Linked DNA regions of Homo sapiens: region 2 is linked to region 1. Evidence: read pairs that join two places in POLR2A ChIA-PET (ENCODE). Cell type or tissue: OCI-LY7. All regions are shown on one strand. Each heading gives the region's core, and the rest is flanking DNA. Links, peaks and the distances in the headings are about the cores only.

The links. ChIA-PET counts read pairs that join two places held together with the same protein. Peaks named below come from ENCODE experiments on the same cell type or tissue, not always from the same donor. Only the 100,000 strongest peaks of a DNase experiment are listed, where the experiment ranks them.
Region 2: POLR2A ChIA-PET joins it to region 1 with 7 read pairs; 1 of 35 experiments calls an interaction of 5 or more read pairs at or near these places.

What each region holds. Positions count from the first base shown.
Region 1 is chr15:89,896,116-89,902,097 of GRCh38, reverse strand. The region is part of intron 5 of ARPIN-AP3S2 (ARPIN-AP3S2 readthrough); the gene reads left to right. It overlaps ARPIN (actin related protein 2/3 complex inhibitor), which reads left to right. Exons shown (of 6, transcript NM_182616.4): 6 at 295-5,982. The coding sequence ends at 303. It also overlaps the pseudogene RNU7-111P. Among named protein-coding and RNA genes, the nearest start is that of AP3S2, 5.1 kb to the right of the region's middle. In OCI-LY7, for the core only: CTCF peaks have their summits at 3,095 and 3,300; a DNase peak (open chromatin) is centred at 3,257.
Region 2 is chr15:90,588,559-90,594,260 of GRCh38, reverse strand. It overlaps CRTC3 (CREB regulated transcription coactivator 3), which reads right to left. Exons shown (of 15, transcript NM_022769.5): 3 at 506-625. It overlaps LOC124903555 (a long non-coding RNA gene), which reads left to right. Exons shown (of 2, transcript XR_007064758.1): 2 at 399-901. Among named protein-coding and RNA genes, the nearest start is that of CRTC3, 61 kb to the right of the region's middle. RefSeq lists an enhancer at 1-197. In OCI-LY7, for the core only: no CTCF peak of the experiment used is centred there; a DNase peak (open chromatin) is centred at 3,310; H3K27ac peaks cover 464 bases.

The sequences.
Region 1 (5,982 bases), core at 772-4,771:
ACAGAAAAATGCACTATTTATCTAGGTAATGGAGATGATGTCTTTTGCCAGAGAAAGCAGGCGCACGCAGATGAGAGTGTCTGGATTCCTTTTTGTCTTCATAAAGCGAATCTTGGACTGAAAAACAGTCCAAGAGCTGTTGGAGCTGCCGGGCCAGCTCTAATGAGGCGCCCAGGCAAGCACTCATGGGCCCCACAGGTACCACGCAATTGAACCCTTGTTTGTCTGATAACTTGCAGTGACGTTTATGACATGTGCTGTCTCCACATCTCTTTACCCCTTGGATTTCTCTAGGATGACTGAGGGACGTGGCTGCCTCTGGGGGCACCAGCACCTTCTGTAGCATTGTGGAACATTTCTTCCATGAACTTCTACTCTGGAGCTGGAGAGAACAGTCTGCCAAGTCTTACCTGGTTCTTCCCCATAGCCACCTTGGAATACTCTTTGAACAAGCTCTGCTAAAACCAAACCCATGACCACTGTGTTGGTGGTGGGGCCTCATGCTGTGGCTCAGGGAGGGCCCCTCCCTGCATGTGAGTCTAGCCTTCCTAGACATTACATGATGACCCTTTAAAAAAAAATTAGAGATGGAGGTCTCACTATGTTGCCCAGGCTGATCTCAAACTCCTGGACTCAAGCGATCCACCCCCCTCCACCTCCCAAGGTGTTGGGATTACAGGCGTGAGCCACTGCACCCAGCCTCATGTTGACCCTGGCCCTGGATAGCAGCTTTGTTTGTAGAGGCAGGTGGTGGGAGAGACCCTAGGACAGCCTGAGAGTAACTGGACCTGGTATTGGTGCGGAGTGGGGAATATCCCTTGTCTAAATGCAGAGCAGCTGAGAGAAGTTAGCGGGGCTCTTCCTCCGTTCTCATTGTTTCCTGCTTTCCTTCCCCACCCACCCCTTCCTCAGCACTCTGTGTTGTAGCCTGTACTATCCTGCTTCAAGCCTCCGTGTCCCTTGTACCTTCCCCCTACCTTGAGTTGCCAGTTCTTTACTCCCTCAAATGTTCCCATGCCACCTCTGGGGTTTCTGTTATCTGACATCCCTGGCTGCTTTCCTGGTAGATGCCATTCCCAGAGAGGCCAACAGCGTTCCCAGGCGTGGCTGGCTGGTCCGCATCTCTCAGACTCACTCTGCCAGGCTACAGTTTTGAGAATACCTTTTTTGTTGTTGTTTTGTACCTGGAGAACTTTTTATGAATGAGTAAATCTTCAGAAAGGAATTCCTCCACCCTTACTGGGTTATTGTCAGGTGTAAACGGCCTTTCAGCTGAGCAATGTTCCTATGAGAAGGAAGCCATTTCTCTTGGCTCATGAACACTGCCTTTTGGGTAGTATACCCACACCCAGATCTGTGAAGAGACCTGGAATTGAAGTCTCCATGTCGTCAGGACTTGGTGGCATGTGGATCTTGCTTGACTTGGGAAAAGAGAGGGTGGTGGTGAACTAATAATTATGGAGTCCCCCTAATGTGTCGAACACAATGCTAGATGATTTCCATGATAATAATTACTCATACTTGTGCTAAGCACTTGCGATATCGTACTTCTCACAACAGTCCATGAGGTACTGATTATTATTCCCATTTTCTCATGAGACTAAAGCTCAGAGCTCTAGGATAGTATACAGTGGCAAGAGGAATTTACATCCAAGCACTCAGATTTCAAAGCCCACATTCTTAACTACCGGACTATTCATATTACAGAGCAGGAAAAGGGTCTCAGACAGGTTAAGCAACCTGCCCAGAGTCACACAGCTAATGAGTAGCAGAATCAGGATTCAAACCCAGAGCTGTCAAAAGCAAACCTTATGTTCCTTCCACTGTCCCCTGCTTCCTTGCCCTTCAGAAAGGTCTTGGAAACAGGGGCCAGAGGATGTGGTAGCCACTTCACTGGTGTTCTGTGTCTGAATGGGACTTTCTCACAGGCAGGCCATGCTGGGACCTCAGCCATGGGGGTGGCCAGGGAGGTGGTTGAGCAGAAGGATAGCTGGGGACACTGACTGGGGGTAGAGTCACCCAGTGTCTTTAGACATCCTGCTGTCTAAAGCACTGTGTCCAAAGGGTATGGCACACTTATATGGACAGGTCACCATTCCAAACAAGGAGGCCCAGTGTGTCAATAGGAGAGGTCCTAAAGCAACAAAAAGGGCGGGGTGTCTTGGATGGGCTTCAGGAAGGGAAAGACCATTGTGTCTGGAGCTCAGAGAATGGGGGCTGGTGTTTGAGATGAGGCTGGAGATTGGGCATGGCATCCTCACGCATGTTAAGGAATTGGGGACTTTATCCTTAACATCCTGGAAGCCAGTGATCCCATGGAGAGTGAGAAGATCTGATCTGTGTTTCAAAGGTCACTTGACTGCCGAGCAGCTGGAGGCGAGTTGCTCCTTTAGGAGACTGCTGCAGTTGCCTGGGTGAGAGGCTAGAGGGGTCTGGTCTATAGCAGTGGCAGGGGAGATGGAAAGAAGAGAATGATTTGAGGGGCATTCGGGGGGCAAAATCAACAGGACCTGGGGGGAGACGAAGGGATCAAGAATGATGCCCAGATTCTGGGTGAGTGGCAGTGCTGTGGTGCACAAGTAGTGATGTTATGTTTCCGGGTGACCTGCTGTTTAGCAGGAGCCCAGCCTGTGGCTAAGAAGTATAGAGAACTGAAACTAGCTCCCTAGGGATGGGAAAACCAAGTGGGCTGAGGATAAGAACAGGGCCCCAGGGCTGGGTGCAGTCGCTCACGCCTGTAATCTTAGCACTTTGGGAGGCCGAGGTGGGCGGATCACTTGAGGTCAGGAGTTCGAAACCAGCCTGATCAACACAGTGAAACCCCGTCTCTACCAAAAAATACAAAAATTACCCGGACATGGTGGCACATGCCTGTAGTTCCAGCGCCTTGGGAGGCTGAGGCATGAGAATTTCTTGAACCCGGGAGGTGGAGGTTGCAGTGAGCTGAGATTGCCACTGCACTCCAGCCTGGGCAACACAGTGAGACCCTGTCTCAAAAAAAAAAAAAAAAAAAAGAATAGGGTCCCAGGCTCAGCAGGTAGGGACACTGAGGTAAAATCCTATTCCCTAGGACTAGGGACTAGGAAGGGAGAAAATAGGAAGCTGCTGTGGCATAGGCATCTGCATGGGCAGATGGTGAGGCCAAAGCCCCTGATTTTGCCATACCTCCTGCCCTGGTCAGGACTGGTTCAGGCATTAGGGCAGGCCCAGCCAGGGCAGAAGCCTTCCTAGATACACCTGTGGGGAGTTGAGGAACTACAGCAGGGCTGAAACCCTGCTTTCAGGGGCCCCCATGTGGCTGGTAGGGGCAGCTTTTGGAAGCTAGACTGGATCCTATTACTCCCCAGATGAAAAGTTCAAATTCCTTAATACAACTCAGAGCTCATCACAATGTCACAACCCTCCTTTCTCGGCTCGCTTCCTCCTTAAGAGCTCTGGGGCGATTCTTTCAGACCAGCCTGAGGGATCTTCCACAGGTTGTTAATAGGGCTAGAAACAAAAAGTGGTGGTGTTTCTATGATCTAATTTGTTGGAACAAACGTAGTGTTAAACTCAAACATTTCTGTAGGATTTCTTGGAGCTTTAACTATACTAACATTTACTGTAACTCTTCAGGACAGGGTATGATTACGTATTTCCCACATTTCTTTGGTCAGAGAACCCGTTTTTGTGAGGAGCATTTCATGGGACAGCTGTTGTGAGAAACAGTTTGGGAAGGGCTGTGTTGGTCCCATGGAGGGGCTGGCTGTTCCCAGAGCAGGTCACTCCCCCACTTGCATTGCCTTGCCTGGACTCTTTTCTTGGAGGGAGGTCCCTTTCCTCTACCCATCTGAATTTTTTTTTCTTCCACCAGTGTCCAGCTTGCCTTTCACCATGGGCCTAATGATGGAAATTACAGTTATTTTGTATCTTCAAACAGAACCAAGCAAATCCTCTGAGCTTCATTCATATGGGAAATTTTCTTTCTTTCTTTTTTTTTTTTTTGAGATGGAATTTCGCTCTTGTTGCCCAGGCTGGAGTGCAATGGCTCAATCTCGGCTCACTGCAACCTCCACCTCCCAGGTTCAAGAGTTTCTCCTGCCTCAGCAGGAGGATTACTGTAATCCCAAGTAGCTGGGATTACAGGCCTGCGCCACCACGACTAGCTAATTTTGTACTTTTAGTAGAGATGCGATTTCACCATGTTGGCTAGGCTGGTCTCGAACTCCTGACCTCAGGTGATCCACCCTCCTCAGCCTCCCAAAGTGCTGGGATTACAGGCATGAGCCACAGTGCCGGACATTATGGGAAAATTTTTTGAGGGACTAAACTAATCTCCACAAATAGCAATGCATTTAGGAAATATATTTAAAGGGGAAAAAAAGACTCATAGTTTCACTCAGTCATGTTCATAATTTTTAGTATTTGGGTTTTTTAGCATGTAATTTGTGTACATAGTTTTGGTTTTTGTAAACTTGCATAGGGGTTTTCTGGTACAAACTGGAAAACCTGCTAGACAAATTCTGAAACATCTGTAATGCTTGTAGGTAGTTGTTGTAACACTATGCCCACACATAATCACTTTCCATATTGCTGCATAGTCTTTGTAACCATTTTTCTTCTTCTTTTTTTTGAGATGGAGTTTTGCTCTTGTTGCCCAGGCTGGAGTGCAATGGCGCGATCTTGGCCCACTGCAACCTCTGCCTCCCGGGTTCAAGCTATTCTGCTGCCTTAGCCTCCCGAGTAGCTGGGATTACAGGCACACGCCACCACGCCCGGCTAGTTTTTGTATTTTTAGTAGAGACGGGGTTTCACCATGTCAGCCAGGCTTTTCTTGAACTTCTGATCTCAAGTGATCCTCACTCCTCAGCCTCCCAAATTGCTGGGATTACAGGCGTGAGCCACCACGCCCACCTGTAACCATTATTTTTAAGATTGCTACCATTGGATAGTTCTGTCATGGTCCAACTTTTGGATATTTAAAATTGATCCCTGTGTGGCTAACAGAATTAATGTTTCCAAAAATGTTGAAAATTATATAGTTCTCTTAATTCCCCACCTCTAACTATATTTTTGGGTTATTTCTTTAGGAACAGATGCCCAGGAGTCATATTACTGAGAATCTAGAAATCTTTTGCAAAGTTCTTGTTATATTGCCAAATTGCTTCCCAAAAGGGTTGTTCTAAACCATAATTTCACCAGCAATGTAGGGGAGAACCATTTTTATGCTGCCCTTGTGAGAATTGGGTATGAAAACATTTTTAAAATGATTTTTGATGAGGTGAAAATAATATTTGAATATATTTTAATTTGCCTTTCCCCCACTTATAGTGAGCTTAAACATTTTTTCCTTTTCCTAGCTGTATTTCTCCCTTTGTTATTCGTTCTTTCGTCCATTTATCTACTGGGGAGATGGGGAGTGTTATCTTTTTAGTTTATCAGTTATTTGCATTTTAAATATAACCATTTGCCATATTTTAACAACGATTTTTCCATTAAATAATTCTTTTTATAAAAAAACTTTATATATCTGTTGATGTTTTGTGATTTTTATTGCTTCTAAGCTAATACAGATTTTTGGATCTTATTCAATTTCGCTTTCTTCTGTTTAGGTTATTATCTGGTTTTATACCTAACTACTTATTTTCAAATTGCTAACCAGTTATCCTAATAGTATTTACTGAATTCCTTCCCACTCCTACATCACATATTAAAATTATTTTATGCCTAAATTATTTATAATATTTCAGTTATTCTTCCTATAATTACAATTTGAACCATCAAAGTAGGTTTTCATAGTTGGCAGAGCTAGTTCTTCTTCATAATTCTGTTTCAGAATTTTCTTTGATATTCTTCCTCAACATTTTAAACATTTTGTCAAGTTTCAGTGCAACTGACTTTTGGTTTTTATTTATTTAAAAACTGGGCCATGCCGGGCGCAGTGGCTCACGCCTGTAATCCCAGCACTTCGGGAGACTGAGATGGGTGAATCACTTGAGGTCA
Region 2 (5,702 bases), core at 1,001-5,000, 690 kb before region 1:
TTTTCCTATATTCTAGGTTTATTTTAGTTATCACTTACTGAGTTTGAAACATCACAAATAGAAAATAATATGAAATTTTGTCTGTAAGTTCCAAAAGCAGGTCAGCAGATCAAAAGAAGTACAAATAAATCACATATCTCTATGTCCATTTTTGCTAAAGAGACTAAGGCTCTCTAACCTGATTCAAAGTCAGGTTTAACTCTAACGTGGCCAATTTCTGGAGAAAATGCTCAGAACACCCTGCAATGGGACCGAATTACAGGTTGTTTTTGTTGTTATTTCATTAAACTGAACTTTATTGATGCTTTCATAAACACCTACAATGATGTTTCCAAATGTTGACTGCAGAGATGTTTCTAGTTTCCAACTCATTTATTTGTATTGCCTCCTTTCATCAGATAAATGAAGATTCTGAGGCCAAAGGAGAATTGCAGGGAAGATAAATCCTGAAAACTTTTCAAACATTTCAGAATGCACACTCCCTTTGAAGAGTAAAAAAGGATATTTGTCGCCCTGGCTTGTCCCCAGACCTTCGGTGGAGGGGGTGGAAGCGGTTCCTGGATGGCCTCTCCACCAGCCCGTGATGGCGGGTTCCCCGAACATTATCAGCTTGGTGAAATGACGGCTGCAGAGAGAAGGGAAGAAGAGTTGGCCTCCAACCATGAAATTGACACTCACCCTCAAGAACAACTGATAACAACAGGAGATGAAAGGACCGATTTTACAGTTTTACTTATTATACATTAGTGGGCCTTGGGTCAAGGTAAATAAAGTAGTATATGGAACTATTTCTTTATAATAACCATAAAATAATGACAAATAATCTGTAGTGTGTTAAGAGGAAAGCTGAAAGAATAATAAAAGTTGTCATGCAATTGGGGGAGGAGAATCAGAAGACGGTGAACTCATATACTAAATCCCAGAAAACTAGAAAGGACACTTTGAAATGTAAAAGAGGTATATTAAAGAAAGAAACTGGCAAGCCACGAGGCACCTATTTGTTCTGCACAGTGTCTTTTAAAATTTTTGATTGAATTCATAATGTTTGAAAATTCAGACTTGAGGATTCTAGGGAAAAGTCAGAATTTTTTTTGTTTGTTTGTTTTTTGAGATGGAGTCTTGCTCTGTTGCCCAGGCTGGAGTGCAATGGCGTGATCTCAGCTCACTGCAACCTCCGCCTCCCAGGTTCAAGTGATTCTCCTGCCTCAGCCTCCCAAGTAGCTGGGATTACAGATGTGCGCCACCACGCCCAGCTAATTTTTGTATTTTTAGTAGAGACGGGGTTGCACCATGTTGGCCAGGCTGGTCTCAAACTCCTGACCTCAGGTGATCAGCCCACCTCAGCCTCCCAAAGTGCTGGGATTACAGGCATGTGAGCCACCGCACCCACCCATAAATCAAAATATCTTGGCCACAATGAGCCGCACTCATCTCAGGCTCAAGTTGAGCATGGCTGCTCCCTGTAGATGGGACACCCACTCTCTTACTATGAATCCTTACACACAAACCATTTCACTGACTCATCATTTTAGACATTCAGAGTGTGTAACCCCTGAGTTAAAGAGGAAAAAAGGAATGCTATGTAAATACAAGTGGAAAACATACAAATCATCAGTCCCTAAATGATACAAATGAAAGCAGAAACAGATTGTAGATAAATTCATGGTCAATAAATCCAAAATCCTTTTTAAAGAGATGCTTGGGGTACGTTCTTAACATTTTTGAGACTGGTATCACAAAGGGCAACCTTTTTGGTTGTCAAAAGCCAAATCCTAGGCTGGGCCAATAAATCTCACATAATGAGGCAATGTGTATACATTGTGCAATAGATGTGCTTGTGAAATATAGAAAACAGATTTTCTTCTCCCATCCCCTCCAGCATTAAGGTGTTACTGACAAAGAAAAATTGTATATATTTACACTGTACAACATGATGTTTTGATATATGTATACATAGCAAAATGATGAAATCAAGTTATTAACATATCCATCACCTCACATACTATTCATTTAAAACAGAGTTTTACGTCAATTGAGTCACATATAAAATTGGTAGCTTACTGTGAAAGGAATCCTGTGACGCAATGTTTTTATAGGGGACTTCCTTCAGCTAAAAACTAATTTTTCTTTGTTAAACATGGATTTTCTCATTTTGGTTTTGAGAATTACTCCTATTTCTCCCAAGTGGACTCATAAAATCTCTGGGCCAAATTAGTCTAACAGTTCCGATCTATTTTTATAATCCAAATCTATAAACTCACAAAATAAAGTTATCTTACCAAGGAAAAACTTCTGGGCTGGAAGAAAAATAGCCACTATGATATAGGGAAGCTAGATTTATCTCAGACAATGGAATACTCTATTCTAGAGAATAATATATTGAAATACCTGAAAAATAATGGGACAAACTGACATCAGGTGCTTCTTGGCAAGATGCAATGAGGACACAGGATCTCTTTTTTTTGAGACAGGGTCTCACTCTGTTGCCCAGGCTGGAGTGCAGTGGCACAATCTTGGCTCAATGCAACCTCCACTTCCCAGGCTCAGCCTCCTGAGTAGCTGGGACTACAGTGCATGCCAACATGCTGGCTACATTTTTATTTTTTTGTAGAGACAAGGTCTCGCCATTTTGGCCAGACTGGTCTTGAACTCCTGACCTCAAGTTATCTACCCACCTTGGCCTCCCAAAGTGTTGGGATTACATGCCTGAGCCACTGCACAATTACTGCCAAACTGGGCTCCTGAAGGCCAGTCCACAAGGTGGGGAGAAGGGTCTTTAGAAGGCGTTCCCAAAAGCAGAGAGTTCCTGAAATGTCTTTTAGACTTCCTATTAAATTTTCTAGCTGGGTGCAGTGGCTCCTGTCTAGAGTCCCAGCACTTTGGGAGGCGGAGGTGGGAGAATTGCTTGAGGCCAGGAGTTTGAGACCAGCCTGGGAAACATAGTGAGACCCTGTCTCTACAAAAGAAAGAAAAATTAGCTCTACAAACAAACAAATTAGCTAGGCATGGTGGTACATGCCTGCAGTCCCAGCACTTTGGGAGCATGAGGTGGGAGGACCACTTGAGGCCAGGAGTTCAAGACCAGCCTGGGTAACACTGCAAGCCCTCACTTCTACAAAAAAAAATTAAAAAAAAAAAAATAGTGGGGCGTGGTGGTGCCCACCTGTAGTCCTAGCTACTGGGGAGGCTGAGGCAGGAGGATCACTTGAACCCAGGTGTTCGAGGCTGCAGTGAACTATGATCACACCACCGCACTCCAGCCTGAGCAACAGAGCAAGACCTTGTCTCTAAAACAAAAAACAAAACAAAAGCTCTTATTTTCGATTTAACAGCTGCCTCTTTTGCATTAACCCTGCTGCTGGCCCAAATCCTGTATTACTGCTGGTATTCAGTTGTGGGGTGTTAATCTCTGCTTACATTTGATATTTTCTTCTCTTCTTCACTGTGGCCTAATCTCAACTCTCTGCCCCTGCAGTATCTGATCTTACTCCAAACTATATTTGGCTTAACCTTCTCAATTACTTCTCAAAGATCTTCCTCATCAAATGAATTAGAGTGGCTGTTCAGTTAGGGAAGCCAGAAACTGAAGGAGCTAAGTCTGGGCCGGGTGCAGTGGCTCAGACCTGTAATCCCAGCACTTTGGGAGGCCGAGGCAGGTGGATCGTCTGAGGTCAAGAATTTGAGATCTGCCTGGGCAACATGGCAAAACCCTGCCTCTACTAAAAATACAAAAATTAGGCATGGTGGCACTAGAATCACTTGAACTCAGGTGGCAGAGGTTGCAGTGAGCCAAGATCATGCCACTGCACTCCAGCCTGGGTGACAAAGAAATACTACGTGCCACTCAAAAGGCCAAGCACTTCACTTTTTCTACTCCTTTTCAAGTTTTATCCATGTAAGTTCTTACATGGTTATATCTGCAGAGTACATACAGTATTTTCTTTTATTTATTTTATTATTATTTTTTTGAGACGGAGTTTTGCTGTGTCACCCAGGCTGGAGTGAAGTGGTATGATCTTGGCTCACTGCAGCCTCCACTTCCTTGGTTCAAGCAATTCCCCTGCCTCAGCCTCCCCAGTAGCTGGGATTACAGGAACATGCCACCACTCCCGGCTAATTTTTTTGTATTTTTAGTAGAGATGGGGATTCACCATGTTGGCCAGACTGGTCTCGAACTCCTGACCTCAGGCAATCCGCCCGCCTCAGCCTCCCAAAGTACTGGGATTACAGGCATGAGCCACTGCACCCAGCCTATTTACTTAATTTTTTTATTTTTTGAGATGGAGTCTCTCTCTGTTGCCCAGGATGGAGTGTGGTGCAATCTTGGCTCACTGCAACCTCTGCCTCCTGGGTTCAAGCGATTCTCCTGCCTTAGTTTCCTGAGTAGCTGGGATTACAGGCACAAGCCACGACACCCGGCCAATTTTTGTATTTTTAGTAGAGACTGGGTTTCACCATGTTGGCCACACTGGTCTTGAACTCCTGACCTCAAGTGATCCACATGCCTCGGCCTCCCAAAGTACTAGGATTACAGGGGTGAGCAACTGCACCCGGCCAGTATTTTAAACATTGCACGTTGCCATTCAAAGAATATATCATTTGGGCTGGTTGTAGTGGCTCACGCCTATAATCCTAGCATTGCGGGAGGCCAAAGGGGAGGGTCACTTGAGGCCAGGAGTTTGAGTCCAGCCTGGACAACACAGTGTGAGACCCTGTCTCTACAAAAATTTTTGTTAAATTAGCTGGTGTGGTGATGTGCACCTGTAGTGCTAGCTACTCAGGAGGCCGAGGTTGAGGCTCAGGATCCCTTGACCCCAGGAATGTCAGGCTACAGTGAACTATGATTGAGCCACTGTACTCCAGCCTGGGTGACAGAACAAGACCCTGTCTCTTAAAAATAACAACAGGCTGGGCGCCATGGCTCACGCCTGTAATCCCAGCACTTTGGGAGGCCTACGCAGGTGGATCATGAGGTCAGGAGTTCAAGACCAGCCTGGTCAACACGGTGAAACCCCATCTCTACTAAAAATAGAAAAATTAGCTGGGCATGGTGGTGCATGCCTGTAATCCTAGCTACTCAGGAGGCTGAGGCAGGAGAATCGCTTGAACCCGGGAGGCGGAGGTTGCAGTGAGCTGAGATCGCGCCACTGCACTCCAGCCTGGGTGACAGAGTAAGACTCTGTCTCAGAAAAAAAATAAAAATAAAAATAACGACGACGACAACAACAAAACCCCAAAAACACATATGATTCGGAGTCAAAGAAACAGTTCAAGTTCAGATGTTCCACTTATTAACAAGTTACTTCATCTTCCTTATCTAAAAAGTGGAAATGATAATAACTTCCACAGGCTTGTTGAGAAGACAAAATGATGTTACATACATAAGAGCTGCTTGTCCCAGGGATACCCGGACATTGGAAAGGAGGATGAGTGTCTGCATGGTGGAACCCTGGGAAGCATCTTGTCAAAGGTGGGGCTGACCTGCAGAGTCCTTTCGTGGTCAGGAGCAGCAGCATCACTATTAGGGACTGCCCCAGCATTCTGAGCCTCCCACGGTGCTCCCCAACGGTCCTACAGCTCAGGCACCATCTGTTGCCATTCCAAGTCACCTCTGACGTCACCCAGCTGCAGCCTGGGATGAATGGCTAAAAAAAGTTGACTGGCCCATGTGACTTGCTTTGGCCAATGGCTTATGAGCAAAT